Regions from separate parts of the Homo sapiens genome. Here region 1 is linked to region 2. The links are chromatin loops, found by intact Hi-C in ENCODE. Cell type or tissue: PC-3. All regions are shown on one strand.

The links. A loop is a pair of places that touch in the nucleus more often than their neighbours do. Peaks named below come from ENCODE experiments on the same cell type or tissue, not always from the same donor. Only the 100,000 strongest peaks of a DNase experiment are listed, where the experiment ranks them.
Region 1: a loop joins it to region 2, with 9 times the contacts of the local background. A loop is called at or near these places in 6 of 110 quality-filtered maps.

The regions. Positions count from the first base shown.
Region 1 is chr17:71,450,601-71,458,600 of GRCh38, reverse strand. No RefSeq gene overlaps it. Among named protein-coding and RNA genes, the nearest start is that of CASC17, 250 kb to the right of the region's middle. In PC-3, no CTCF peak of the experiment used is centred here; a DNase peak (open chromatin) is centred at 3,170; H3K27ac peaks cover 2,815 bases.
Region 2 is chr17:70,633,011-70,641,010 of GRCh38, reverse strand. No RefSeq gene overlaps it. Among named protein-coding and RNA genes, the nearest start is that of KCNJ2, 470 kb to the right of the region's middle. In PC-3, a CTCF peak has its summit at 4,288 (motif pointing left); a DNase peak (open chromatin) is centred at 4,300; H3K27me3 peaks cover 5,493 bases.

The DNA of each region.
Region 1 (8,000 bases), 820 kb before region 2:
AACCTGCCGTTGAACCCTCCCAGTCATTCTGTCTGTGGGAATATTTTTCTGTAAGACAAGCCAGGGCAAGTCTACAGTGATCCCTGTAGAAGAGTTTAGGACTGACTGTAACTCGGGAAAGTTTGAACACTCAATCCGGTTCATAGTAGATAAGAGTGTCATGGCGTATGGTGGCTATTTTCTGTTTCTCTTTCCCTATAAACTGGTCATTCTTCTCCTCCCTACTTCATGCCCTGGAAGACAGCCTTTAAAAAACTTCAACCACTGGGCTCCCTTGTCCTCTGGAAAAATATTTTAGGTCAGAAACTCAAGTATTCAATTGAATTTGATAATTCTTGTCAGGGGAATATTTCACCATTAAGGCTCTAAGCTATTCTGCAGCAATACCCATAACTTGTGACTTCAGCCATCTATAGAGCGTGTGAGGTCCAATTACTGAAAGTACTAATTACCTTCATAAAATAAGTGAGGGCTGAGGGTTGGGGGTGGCTAAAGGTAGATATAATTTAGTTTCTTTCCATTGGCCCACATAAGACCTAACCTGGGAAAACATCACCTAGGCATCAGGTCTCAGTTGGTCCTAATAGTTCTTTCCTGATCCGTAATTGCTAATTCACTTAAGTAAAAAAAAAAAAAAATTTGGTCTCACAGGTGCCAACCTAAGTAAGCCATTGCTTTAGTTGGAGTGGCTGAAAAAATACAATTACATTACATTCAGGAACATTCCACTTTCTTGAAAGAATGCAATTAACATTTGGAAAATGATTTGCTGTTGGATAATCTGAGTCTGTTAGTTCTACAAAAGAACAAAAAAAGGATAATAAGCCATGTAAGTTTTTTAAAGCACAGAACTGTATCACGTAGAGACCAGGTCTTGATGCCAAAAGTAAAATCAGTGTTAGTAATAACTTTTGCTTGTTGTCACGAAAATATTCTAATGCTTCTTATTGGGATAGGCTGTGAGTACATTGTGTCTATTTGTCCACTTGATCCAAAGAAACATCCACTATTCCAGGGAACAGATTTTCTCAAACAACTTACTGGTGCTCTCTTTGGTGTTCTTATGGTAGAAGGTATTATGTATCCTTTAGCAAATATTGGTAAAGGTCTGTGTTTTATAACTTTTTCATCCATTCATAAAATAATTTGGTTTGGAGTAAGATTTAGCAATAACACATAGTTTCTGGATAATAAAGCCATTTTGGAATTGACATTCATTGAGAGGAAGCCAATATTTTAAAATAATGTTTAAACAAGTTTGCTGGCTTTATTTTTAGACTAATGTATTTATGTATGTATTAAAACTCTGCATCTCCCATTATTAAATAAATTAGGTATGAATTATGCACACTCAAATCTTTAAAGACATTTAGAGAAAAAGGGAGACTTCATTTGAGAAATGGTCATGTGGAAATATAACCACAGGTATGCTGTTTCATTGCTGGTTAATCCATGTATAAGTTTGTCTAGTCTATGCCTAGACTACCTATTTGTATTTATAAGTAAGAAGTATATACTGTTTAAAAACAAGCAAAATTAAAATCAACTTCATAAGTAGTAGGAGGAAAAGCAATAAATTTCTAATTTCTTGTAATTAGAAATGTGCAGCCAGACAGTGAAAGCCAGCCTTCCATGGCAAATTCAAGGTGTGGTTCAGGTAGGAATAATTGACTCTTCTGAAGAGCATTTCCTCCTTGCCAAATCTGACACAAATGTTCAAAGCACATGGATTAATTTCTTCATAAAGTATATTTATAGCATTATTTACACAGGGACTTATGTAGTGAAGGAACGGGGACAAGAAAACAAAGGTAGAAACCTCCATCACCTTTATTCTGCATTGCAGAAGAGACTCTTACATCTTCTTATATGTGTTTATATATGTTTGACATTATTGGTTAAGGTGTGAATACTCATATTGGGTCATTGGACTAAAAGTTGATGTCAATAATAACTGAAAAGATAACACATCATCAAACAGTGTCCAATGCACAGACTCATCTAAATATTTACTGCCATGAAGATAGGCCTGAGGAGTCTTGCCCAGATGGTCCTCGACTTAAGAAGGGGTTCTGTTCCAATAAACCCATCGTAAGTTGAAAATATCATAAGCCAAAAATGCATCTAATACACCTAACCTACCAAACACCATAGCTCAGCCTAGCCTACCTTAAACCTTCTCAGAATTAGCCTGCAGTTGGGCAAAATAACTAACATAAAGTCTATTTTATAGTTAAGTGTTGAATATCTCATGTAATCTATTGAATACGATAATGAAAGTGAAAAATAGAACTATTGAAAAGTCGAAAAATCAAAAGTTGAACTATCGTAAATTGGGCACTATCTTCTGTATTTATCTTGAAATTTCTAAGAAAGACTTCAGCAAAATAATGTGAAAGTGTTTTGAATAAAAACGGTGTTTCGATGATATTTCAAATTTGTTTTTGCTGAAGCATGTTGAAGCTAATTCCAGTCAACTTGTGATTTCATTTGCAAGTACTTTAGTATCGTGCACATCTTGTTCTGGGAGTTTAGTATCATGGCAAGATGCTCGGTATATAACTCTACTGTACTATTCTTACAGAGAGTGGTTTCGAATGCTTATGAAACATTTGACATTCCAACACGGAAGTTGGAAGAAACTGCTATTTAGCTACCATCAGAAGAGTCAGGTTTATTTTAAGAGGAAGACTAAACTTTGTAAAGTAAAAAAAAAAAAAAAAAAAAACAACAACAAAAAAAAACATACCTGCATGGGTCATAAATGACACTTATTATTACACAGACTTGTCAAGATGAGAAACACAAATCTAGTATTTTCCTATGTGTGAACTTCTACTGCTAATTTTGACTCTACCTTTTTCATTCCTGAGAAGCGTAGTGAAGACTAGCCCAGAATTTTTAAATGAAATATCACAATAGCCAATTGCCTTGTGTTAAAATATGTCCAACAAATCATTAATAATTCAGTTGAAATTTCTGAGCACTTTTGATGCAGAAAAGTGTACTAAAATCTAAAGAACAAAAATAAGCCAAATGCTTGTTTTTTAATAAGCCAAATTCATAATATAGTGGTTGTCAGAAGCATATATGGAAATTATTTTTACAATGTAGGCTTAGCTTAGTTGTATTACTCATACAGAAACAAGGTGGTAACACGCAAGATAGGATTATTGACTCTTCCTGGGAACGGGAGTCCAGGAAAATCTTCCAGGAGAGATGTCACAGTTGATTTCAAATACACAGTGCAGAACCTTTCATGTAGTATGGTAACAGAGACTAAGTGTTTATTGAATTTTTTTTCTGCAGTCATATGAAATATATAAGTTACATGTTATAACAAAGTCTATATGCAAGATTTGTCTGGTTCAAAAATTTTTTAAAAAATTTAAATTATCTTTTAGAATTTTTAATGGGTACATAGTAGGTGTATATATTTTTGGGGTACATGAGATGTTTTGATACAGGCATGCAATGTGAAATAAGCATATTTTAGGATCAATATCTTTGCAAATGGTTCAATGGAGTTTTCTCAGCATACATGATTTTAAATAAGGCTACAATCAGATGTTACTGTTAAAATTGTATAGACTTTGGGGTAACCAGTCTGGTAGACTAAAATAAATTTTAGACAGTGTTTCTAAGTACAACCAGAGAAAGTATGACTATTTTGTCAATGAAATGTTATCTGTTGATTAATTTGAAAACTCTAGGCCTGGGGGATTCTGTATTCTCATTGTGGTATCCAAGAGGCATCCTGATAAGCTTGTTTTTCTGTGCATCGGTTGTGCAGCAACACTCTTAGTTATTACATCTCCACAAGAAAGAGCCACAGCTGAACCTCATCATGGTCTGTGTTTCGTGTGTCGAATCTTGCATTGGTAACATGACGTTTATTTTTTTGGTGAGGTTTTACCTGCAATGTTAACAAGGTCAATGCATGTCAAAAGCAGTTATTTTCATTTAAGATTTATTTCCCTATGGATAGTCTTAAGATGTTCAGGTTACTAATGAGGGCATTGAAGTTAAAGCTTCACTACATTATAAGGAAAAACATAACTACCGGGAGGATAGCCATGATACATATTTTAGTCATATCAACTCTTGTAGGAAGGCAGGAGACAGAAGTGTATGGGTGTATGTGTGTGTGAGAGAGAAGGTACACACAAATGCGTAGGTATTAGTGAACACAAAAGCAACGATTGATACTTCACTTTAATCTCTTTGTCTTTGTTCAAGGTAGAGAGTTGTTGGTTTTATCTTCTCCTAACCCTAACTTTATTTTGTATAGAGTTATAATTTTACTCTATTTTATTCTGCCTGCTAAGGTTTAATGGTTTAAATCAAACCTTAGCAGACAGATTAAAACAGACAAAACTTATCTGTTTATCTCACTAGAACATACAATCCCCAGGGGACAAAAAAGTCATTTTGTGGTATTTATATCTCTTAATATACCCCTTCCTAACTTCATTCTGTGTCCTTCGTAGTCTCTTTACATGAATATTATAAACACTCAAACCATAAACAGTGTAAGTAGTGCTTCTCAAATGTTCTGTGCGCATAAATTACCAGGGGATCTTAGTAATATGTGGATTTGGATTCCATAGTTCTGCAGTGGGGCCTGTTTCTAACAAGCTTGCAGGTCACATTGATGTGGCTCATTCTGTGGATCAACTTTTGAGTAGCGAACAGGCAGCCCAACCCTGGGCTCCCCACTTTTAGCCCATTTCTAGCACAAAACTGAAATCATTTCTGAAAAAAAGGTGTAGTTGTTCGGGATAAGATGTGGATTTATTAAGCTTGAGTGTCAATATGACTTAAAATTTATTACACCAGGATTTACATATTAGTATTGTTCCCTTCAAAACAATTACCGACTATTTATTCCAGTGTGAAAACTCTACTTTCGGAATTGTCTGCAAAGACTCAAAGATCAGTACTCACTGATTCATTTGCTTATATTATGATTCAACAAATATTTACTATGTGTCTAAAACGTCCTAAGTACTATACTAGATATTTAGAGACATACTGATGAATAAGGAAAAGTTGCCCGTAAGTACTCACGGAGCTCAAAGAAGGAACAAACAGTAAACAAATAATTATGTTTCAACATAATAAATAAAGACGTATGTGCCTCAAGGCTATGTTTTCTTAAACCAAATAAAGGCCATTTGAATTTAAAATTGATGTTGAGTCTGGTAATTCCGACTGAAAATAATTGTGGCTATCAAGCAATGAAACTTTTTTTTGAAAGTCTTATAACGTGGTTCACAAGTCTAACTCTAGCACACTTAGAGTTGTGCTAGAAATGGCATTTTTGGAGTACGTGTATAGTCTCAAAATAACTTCTTTGAAGAAATCTATCTGTGAGTAGCAGCAGGATTATGGCAGAATAAACTTCATTACTTCTTATTTAAGCATAGTTATTTCACAAGCTATAGATTTGATACCTATGTGTGTCTGTATACACACGTGCACACACACACACACATGAATGAATACCCTATACCAAATTTAATAATATTTAATAGTTCACTCAGTACGTTATTGGTTTATAAAAATAAAAGACTAAACTTCATGAATTCTTAACCTATACCTCATACGTTGCTTAAAGGTGGGTAACCATATATTTTATTATCCAAACTAAGACCCTTGGAGAGTGAAAGGCAGTACTATTAACAGTTACATCAGGCACAAATGGGGACTATTCTGGGGAAACCAGAATGTAAGAGCCTCTGAAAGAAAGGCCCAAAAATACTAAATAAAAACATTCTCTGGTTTGGGTTTGGAGTGCCTGCATTTAATAATTTGTTCTTTAATTTGGCAATAATTTTTCAGAATATGGATACTGCTACCATCTGACTTAAAGGAGATATTTTTAAGGAAAATCCTAAACAGTTTTGAGAAGCTGGAATATGCTTCTTAAGGATATATCTATATATATTTGGTGATTTAAACAACACATCTGGGGGGCTCATTTGATCAGTGGATTTTTGTAATAGTAATTTGCGAACTGTTTTATGAATGCTGGGCATTATTTTATAATTTACTGCTGCATTTGGCCAGACGTTCTTGAAAAGGGCTGGGTACAGCTCTTTCATTAAATCTTGAAAAAATTATATTGAAATACATTGAAAGAAAGGAAAACGGAATAACTCACTTGGGCTTAATAGATTATTTCTATGGGTATAGAAAGAAAAAAAAATGTAGAGGACATCTTCCCGAGATACTGAATACACAATAGAAAGAATCCTGTATTTTCTACTGAAGTGGATATTTAATTTTTAATTGACAAGTTGTTTTTCTTTTGGCTCTAACTGCCCTTACCTTTCACAACCTTATGTATGATACTCATTTTTCATAAAATTGAATTTCTCTACATATTTGAATTGCCTGTTTGTCTTTTTCCACTATAAAGGGACTATAACACTTTGACAGGTTATTCCTCATTTTTTGAAAAAGTAGCACCCTTATATAGTTACTCTGTTTGAAATAAATTACATTAAATAAATGGTTAACTAAAAATAACAACACACCATTAACATCAAAAAGACTATTGATTGATTTCATTTTCTACTTCTAGTTGAAATTTTTCAGTTCAATCTTTTCTGATATTATAATTTTTTAAATACTCAGATTTGGGGGTTTTGTCTTAGCCTTTTTTATCTTTCATCTGTTCTTTCGAAATACAATTTTCTTTAACAAATCCAGATGGTCAATTCCTATTGTCTTATTTACCTAAAATTGTACTTTTCTTCCAGCTGTTCTCATCTTCAAAACTCTTCACATTTGATTTTTTAACAGTGGAATTGTATGCAGTATATAACACATTTGTATTTGAAACACAAAATACAATCATATAAACTCTCTCCATAGTATGTAATTATAGTATAGATTGTTCAGAACCTGTATTTCATAGACCGTAGTTGTAAAATCAGTTGAACATTTTTTAAAAACTTGAAATGTGTGATTAAAGTCATATTTAAAAAAAAAAATTGGAAACAGAAAAAGTAACATCCTTGTTACTGCAACTATATCTGCGACCCTCAGTTTTGTAGGATTTGAATAGGAAGGTATTTGTAATCAGTAGACTACATTATTTTTTTCATGTAACTATGAGCATTATAAATCCTCTCAAGTATTAACTGTGCTTTGACTGATTCTTTGGTTTTATTTTCAATAGCAGATTTTGATTTAAATTGTTATAAGTTAATGCAGTGGATTTTCACAATTTTTCTACTGGTCTGGCCTTTGTTGAGAGTCTTACACATCATATAAGAAGGTGACAGAACGTATTTTTAAATAAGGGCCTTAAGTATTTGAACTAGAAATACATTTTTTTACATAGAAAATTTATTTTTAAATTGTTTAAATTTTACTTTAAGTTCCAGGATACATGTGCAGAATGTGCAGGTTTGTTACATAGGTATACATGTTCCATGGTGGTTTGCTGCACCTATCAACCTGTCGTCCAGGTTTTAAGTCCTGTATGCATTAACTATTTGTCCTAATGCTCTCCCTTCCCTTGCCCCCCACCTCCCAACAGGCCCTGGTGTGTGATGTTCCCCTCCTTGTGTCCATGTGTTCTTATTGTTCAACTCCCACTTATGAGGGAGAACACGCGGTGTTTGGTTTTCTGTTCCTGTGTTAATCTGCTGAGAATGATGGCTTCCAGCTTCATCCATGTCCCTGCAAAGGACATGATCTCATTTTTTATGGCTGCATAGTATTCCATGGTGTATGTGTACCACATGTTTTTAATCCAGTCTATTATTGATGGGCATTCTGCACAGCAAAATAAACTATCATCAAAGTGAACAGGCAACCTACAGAATGGGAGAACATTTTTGCAATCTACCCATCTGACAAAGGTCTAATATCCAGAATCTACAAGGAAAAATTTTAAAGTGACTATTTTCAATGCAAAGACAGAGAAACAACTCTCAGTATTTTGTTCTTGCTGAGATATGCCCAGAAACCCCTGGGAGAAAAGA
Region 2 (8,000 bases):
CAGATATGATGAATGAGATTTTTATGCTGCATCAAAGCGCACGTCAGGTGGAGGCCTGCTGTATCATCTAGTATGGAAAAGATTAAGCCACACAACACACATCTGCTTGGTGAAACGCTGAAAAAGTTAATGGCTGTGAAAAAGAGTTTGAACCCCTAGCTGAGGTCAGAAATGGGGTGATTTAGTGACTTCAGTAAACAGACTTTCAATAGGGGTAAAATGAAGTTTGGTTTCATTTGCCCAGTACATATAGAACACCAATAAAGTTTTTGGTGCTCAAAGATAAGTTCAAAGCCACTTAAAAGTGAACTATTTGTAAAAATCAGTCAATTGTTAAATAAATCCATAATTAATCACTTCATCTTTTAATCTTATCAAACCCAGGATGTAATTTTAGAAATGGAGACCTAAAGATGAAATTACTCGGCCAACTTAGAAAAAAACATAGAAGAGACAGATGACCCTTTACCCCCGAACACTGAGCACACAAAGGTTGAACCAAACACTCTGAAACTAACAGAGCTGACTTTCATACCTTCTCTAAATTCGTATGGAAGGGAATGTGATCTTCCTATGCCAATTCATATGCAAAGTTGATTTAACTTCACAAAACTATGGCAATGAATATGCTCTTTTAAATTCATAGTTTTTGTGTATCAGGTGGGATTTGAGGTTCAGGACAAAGAAAGTCAAATCAAAAGAAGGAAATGACAGAAGTCAGTAAAAAAATCAAAATTTTGGAACTGAGAATTTGGTGAAGAGCAGGATTAAGTAAAACTAGATGCCGCTGAGAAGAAGGATTTTCTATGATTTCAAAGATGTAATGATAAAAATTCTGTCTACTTGGTAGAAAGGACTGATAACATATCTCTAGAAACACATGTATGGATGAGGGCATAGAAATATTCTTTTATGAGATGCTTTGCTGGATCTTGAGCCATAAGGTAGATCTGTTGGCTTACCATATTTACTGGAGGAATCTGATCCAGTTAACAGTGGCTGATATTTCAAAGTCATTTGTATTTCCTTATGAGTCTTGGAGAAGGAGCAAGCATGGTGTCTTTAGGGGTGTAAAAAGACCAACTTGGGGATCTGGAGCTGATCAGATTTCCTTGGCCTCCGTGGCTCCACGTTTCCTGGTGGAAAGCAGGAACGTGCGTGAGCTGCTTTGACTCCAAGTACCCCAGGAACCGTCAGTGAACCTGAAAGCCCCCACATCTGGCTATAGCTTACTCTTGTTTGCTTTCAGTTCTGCACACAGACGACCACCCTGACTGTGAATTCAGGGATGTCCCAGCCTTCTTTATGCACGGCCAGCGAGGTGCAGAATCTGAAGGCTCACCTGGTCTGAGGGTGAGGTCCACCACATTTTCAACTTGCCTTTGTTTTTGTTAGTATTACTCTTTTTGAAAGGGATTTCTGCAGGGGAAAGCATACATTCATCATCATCTCTCCTTGGCCTATTCCTTCTCCATTATGTATAAACTATGTTCCAGCAAAGAAATGGTCAGTGCTTTACAGCAATACCCCAGACACATAAAACTGAAGAACAGAAATTTCTGATTTAGATACCTCAAATAACAATTTACTTCCAAGGAGTTTCATTTAGCCTTATGATGGTTCAGTTTTTTGTTCCCCAAAAAATTTTCTACTAGGAGTATAAATTGAATAGAAAAACAGATTTCCAAAGAATCTTAGACAATGATTAAGTATAGTATACTGCACTTAAAAAACCAATATATGAGCATGAGATAAACACACACTGTAGAAAAGAACAATGACCTGAATGGTCGGGTAGTTAATAGTTAGAATAATCAGTTACTCTTTAGTTTTTCAGAAACTGATTAGTGTTTTTTTTGTTGTTGTGGATGTTGTTGTTGTCCGAGAAAGCCATCAGTTTTTGTTGTTTCTTTTGTTTTAAGAGCAAATAAACAGAACTGAGAAAAAAGTAATTAAGCAATGGTCCTTAAAAAATAAGACAATGAAATTTCTACCATTTTTTTCTTTTCTTTAAAAAACATTTTCTATGAAAACCCTGAAATTCCAAGGATATAGCATCAAAACTACTAGTAAAAGGTGAAATTTTTACTTATTAGAGTATTTTGCCTATCCTAAAACAAACTTGACATATTTGTAAATACAAATGACAGAATATTTTACATATTAAAATATAATATGTATATATAATATATAATATGTATATATTATAATACATGTAATATGTAAATATATAATACATATTTATGTGTGTATATATACATACACACATGCCTTATGCCTTTAAGTACAATATTGAATAACCAAAATTTTCTGTTGTATAAAGGAAAAGAGAGCAAAAATAGAACAACCAAATCACCAACTGCATTTTACACTTTCTTCCTTTATATTCAAAAGATGTATTAGATTAACACAAGTTGGAAAAAAATATGGGTTATATTGAGGACTCACAGTACTACTGTGTCTTTAGCCACATTTTCAGCATCTCAGTCTTCTCCCTGCTGAATAGCTCAGAAGGGCTCTGCCTCTTCTCTTTTGTTGCCCTGGTAGATCCACGGAAGTCTACCTCACTGCCTTCTACCTAAAGGGTCCCGGCTGGCAGAATTCTTCCAGAGTTTGATTACCTTATCTTTCTGGATTGTAAGTGCCTATAAGTCATACTCCAGGTGTCCTTTGATGAAAAATGCTGTTTTGTAATTGTCCAAAGGCTGGCAAGAATTTTTAACAATTGTGTATGTTCGTTATAATTAGAAAATTGGTAAGGAGAGGCAATGTTCTTCTGAGCAGACAGGACTAATTCAGAGTGCCCGGCATTCCTGGTAAAGAGCTCTTTCCACACCTAAGCATCAAAGCACTAGAGGTCTTGATCTATTAGATGTGAGCCCTGGAAAAATGCCACTTATTGGAATTTTTGTTCCAAATAACCAGAATTAAGATTAAATGGATAGGTATGGACATAAGAAAAGAAATCATGAAGGAGAATGTTGTAGTTCATCACTGATGAGGAAATCAAATGAATCTGTTTAAGATTTATATCATCACTGTGTCTGTGGTCATCAGTCAACATGGACAACATTACTCAAATGTTGTCTAAGTTTTAATTGCAGAGAATATGTGGACCAATAAGTAAAAACATGTAGACCCTATTCTTAGAAATAAGTAGGGTTGCCTGTTATTATAATCTCTTAGTAATAGAAGTTTTAGTTTTAGAATGATACTTTCTAAAATATTGATGGCAGGTGTTCTCTATTTAAAAGATTATTATGATTAATCCTTTTTTGGTCTAATTTCTCAGGCCTCAAAAGTCTTTTTAATTGAAAAGCAGGCAATGATGCACTTTACACAAGACACATCTCTAAAAACTTGTATAACTCAGAAAATGGAAAAAGGCAAATCATTATTTATTTCAGTAGCCTGTGAGCATCTTACAGAATGTGGTATGTGAAAATAACAGATCAAACTGTGACTGAATCAATAGATTTCACCTTATATTAAATTGTGTCTAATATAATATTTTTGAAAAAATTCTGGTTCTTCTCATACCTGTATCAATCTTTATTGAAAGAGTTTATACAGAGAGTTGAGAATGTGATTGACATAAAATTAGACATAACAAATGCCTGATTATTCAAAGTAAGGAAAGAAACTGATGGATTAGAAACTACAAAGCAAGCCTCGTTTTTGGATAGAAAGACACTGCAGTTCCATTTTTATTTTTATAATTTGCCTTCCTAATTAGATATTGCACTGGGTGACACTAGAAAGTGCTTTCATTTCCTGAATGGTAGAAAGTGTCATCAAGATGGTAGCAGGGAGAATGCAGATTGGGCCATTAAATGGTAGCATTTAGTCTAAATGGTTCTCCTGTACTTTGAATATCACCCATACTGAAAGCACTGACAGCATCATACTGATCAGTTTAGCTTTCCATGCCTTGGTAGTTTCAGACATTGCATGCTACACTTATGTCTGGGCTAAGATAAATGTCCGTTAAGTCTCCAGATGTTGCTACCTGTTCAACTTTTATCCATGTGCACTTATATCCATGTCTGGAAATGTTTAAATAAATGGTAAAATTTTTTTTCACTTTATTTCTGGATATCTCAGTATCCTGGAGTCCTGTCCACAGCCAATTTATATCTTTCTTGATTTTCATCATAATACTGGGAATTCTTCCTCTTACTGTGTATAATAACATCATATCATAACATTAAAAACTGTTTGTTTTCCAAGGGTAGTTTTTAAACCTCCCAATGAAGAACTGATTTTAACTGATGTGCTGATACTTCCACCTGGTGGCTGAAGTGGAGAATACACTCTTCTCATATTGAAAACTAAAGAAAATTATTCATTGGTGCTCTATAATTCAGTGACTTGAGCATTTTCCATGTGCTACCCGCAGTAAACAAAACAAGATGAGTAAAAGTCTCATTTTTGATGTAATAATAATATAATTAATTTAGAAATCACTTCAGTATACTTACTGAAAAATATATTTATATTTAGTTTTTAATAAGCGTTTTATTTTTAGAATAATTTTATATTTACAGGAAAGTTGCAGAAATAAAACAGAGTTCACGTATAAGTATAATCCAGCTTCCACTTATGCTAATAGCTTACATGACTGTGGAACATTTGTCAAAGCTAAGAACTTGACTTTGGTTACATTACTATTAAATATTTCTATTGACTACTTTCAGACCTCATTTGTATTTCACCAGTTTTTCCACCAGTTTTCCACTTTTCTGTTCCAGGATCCAGTCCAAGTTAGCACATTGCACTTTCTATGATGTCTTCTTAATCTCTTCTGGTTCATTTGTTTCAGTGTGTCAGATTTTCATACCTTTCCACAATGATTATTTTGATAGTAATAGAACAATAACATGATCAACAAGAAAGTGAATACGCTATGTGTAGGTATGAGACAATCATTATATTCTTATGTGCCGACTTTCAAGGTTTGAAAGATTTTAAGAATATTGGGGAAATGACAATGTTTGAGAATATAGACTAAAACTATGCTGAGTTCATTTAAAACTATAAATCTAGGAACAAAATCGTCTTTGTTTCTTTCTGGTTGACCTTTGGGCATCTCTAACATGGTGCTGTCATTCAACGGCTTGAATGAGTCAAGCGCTAAGTGACCAAACTGCTACTTAAAGAAAAAGGTGAATGGGAGGAAGAAGGAAACAAGTATTACATATAAGGAGATTAAAAGACAGAATGACATGTTAAAATATATATATCAACATCATTTCAGTGTCCAAATGTAGGCCTGTATTTAGGGAGACTCAATCTCTTTAGTCCCCAGTGACTTATACCTTTCCAAGTATTCAGAGTCTACACCATTTGTCTGGCAAATTATGATTTCTCACCTAGTGAGAATACATTGTTACTTTTATATTTAACTCACAAAAACTAAGTTGTCCAACCCACCCTTTTGTAATTACTTGTAAATAAGAATAACGCCTCTTAATTTTACCCTGTTATATGCTTAGCATAAATATACACAGAAAGACAAAATTATTTATTTCACTCATTCATTAATTTCATCATTCATCCCATAAATAGTTAATATACACCACGTGGAAGGCATTGCTCCAGTTGCCAGGCATGTAGAAAGAAAAATACAACAGCCCTGATCTCATGAAGCTTCACAGATTCTGAGTTGAAAATAAAAACCTTTTGATTGAACATGAAAGAAAACACCTGTCTATACCATTATCTTTCTTCTTTTCAATGCATTTGTTCTGTCACTACTTTTCATGAGAAAGCCCAAGAGTATTTAAAAAAACCTGTTTTATGATCAAATAGATAAACTTGAAATATTCAGATGTAAGACTAAATAAACTGACTACCTCTAACTATATCACATAACTCGATTTTTGAGTTATACAAGATGTGTAAAGAGATTCTGCTGTCAGAAAAGTAGAACCATTTGGTAACTAGCACTTGGCGTTTGTAGGAAAAAAAGATGGAAATGCAAAGAAAATTATGACTAAGTGTTTTGGATAAAATTAAGATTATCTAGTAATTTAGTTTATGATAAAGGAGATATTTAAATAAGGGAAGAAAGGATGAACTCATCAATACACATGGATAAAAAAATTCATTTCTTTCAGAAAAGAAGTAACAGACTTTTTCTAAACCACAAAACCTACATAAAAAGAAGTTTTTGATAAACTACATGGTTTTGAGGGGAGAGGATACCACTCAACACCTAGAAAAAAATCTGAATTTATTACTTAAATAAGAGAGAACTATGTTTTTTAGGCACCATTTCCCTGATTGCAAAGCAGGAAGCTTATTTTGTATGAGGATTTGGAAGAGGTAGAGCCAGGGACCGGCCGACTTTCAAAGTCAGGAGTTGGTGGATCTCAGCAGTGGAAATGTGCTTATTCAGGTAAGCTATTTGTTGTTTTTTCAGAAACAGGGTCTTGCTATGTTGCCCAGATGGAGTGCAGTGATGTGATCGTAGCTCACTGCAGCCTCAAGTTCCTGGGCTCAAGAGATCCTCCTGCCTCAGCCTCCCAAGTAGCTGAGACTACAGGTGTGAGGCACTACACCCTGCTCAGGTAAGTTTATTGTTGATTGGCCAGCTTTCAGAAATGTGTTCATGGAGTAAGGCTTTTGCTCACCATCTGACTTTGAAAAATAGGTGACTTCCCTGATTGATTTTCAGAAACATGATCACTGACTACAATGGCCATCAGTCTTGAAACAGATTCTACAAATAACGTAATTAAGAATGGGGAAAAGATCTGAATACATACTTAACCAAAAAAGAGATACACAATGGCAGATAAACCTAGGGGGGAAAAGACACTTAACGCTGTTAGTCATTAGAGAAGTGCAAACTAAAACTGCAATGGGATACCACTACACATGCATTACACTTGCTACAATGGAAAAGACTGATCATAATAAATAATGGAAAGGACATGGAGAAACCGGGACCCTCATAAAATGCTGGTCAGAATGTAAAATGCTACAATTGCTTTGGAAAACAATTTGGCAGTTTATTAAACAGTTAAACATATTCCTTTCATATGGTCCAGCCACTCCACTTCTAGATAGTTAACAGAGAAAACTAAAAGCATGTTTATACCCAGGCCCATACACAAATGCTTACAGCAGCTTTATTTGCAATGGCAAAAAGTGGAAACAACACAACTGTTCAAAACAAGTCTGGGTAAAAAAAGTTTGTGCTATAGCTATATGATGAAATACTACTAAACAATGAAAAGGAATGAGGTATTGATACACGCAACAAGACAGATAAATCTCAGTAGTTTAGTTGTGCTTAGTAAAAGACATAAAAGGGTGCATATTGCATGCTTCTATTTATATAAGTTTCCAGAAATGCAAACTAACTTTTAGTGACAGAAAAAGATTGACACTTCTCTGTAGACAAGTGTGGAGGGTGGTGGAAGAGATTACAAAGAAGCCTGAGAAAACTTTTGTGGTGATAGATATGTTTATCTTCTTGATTGTGATGATGGTTTTACAGGTAGATATCTATTTTAAAACTTATCAAATTGTACATAATAAATATGTGCACTTTATGTTAATTAAACATCAATAGAGATGCTAAAATTATGACCCCAATTTGATCATTACACATTGTATTCATCTATCAAAATATCACATGTATCCCATAAATATGTACAAGTACCAGATATCAATAAAAAACTATAGATGAATATATTTATAAGAATATATTGGCCAGGCACGGTGACTCACGCATGTAATCCCAGCACTTTGGGAAGCTGAGGAGGGCGGATCACCTGAGGTGGGGAGTTCAAGACCAGCCTGACCAACATGAAAAAACCCTGCCTCTACTAAAAATACAAAATTAGCGGAGTGTGGCGGTGCATGCCTGTAATCCCAGGTACTCAGGAGGCCGAGGCAGGAGAATCACTTGAACCTGGGAGGCGGAGGTTGTGGTGAGCCAAGATTGTGCCATCGTACTCCAGCCTGAGCGATAAGAGCAAAACTCTGTC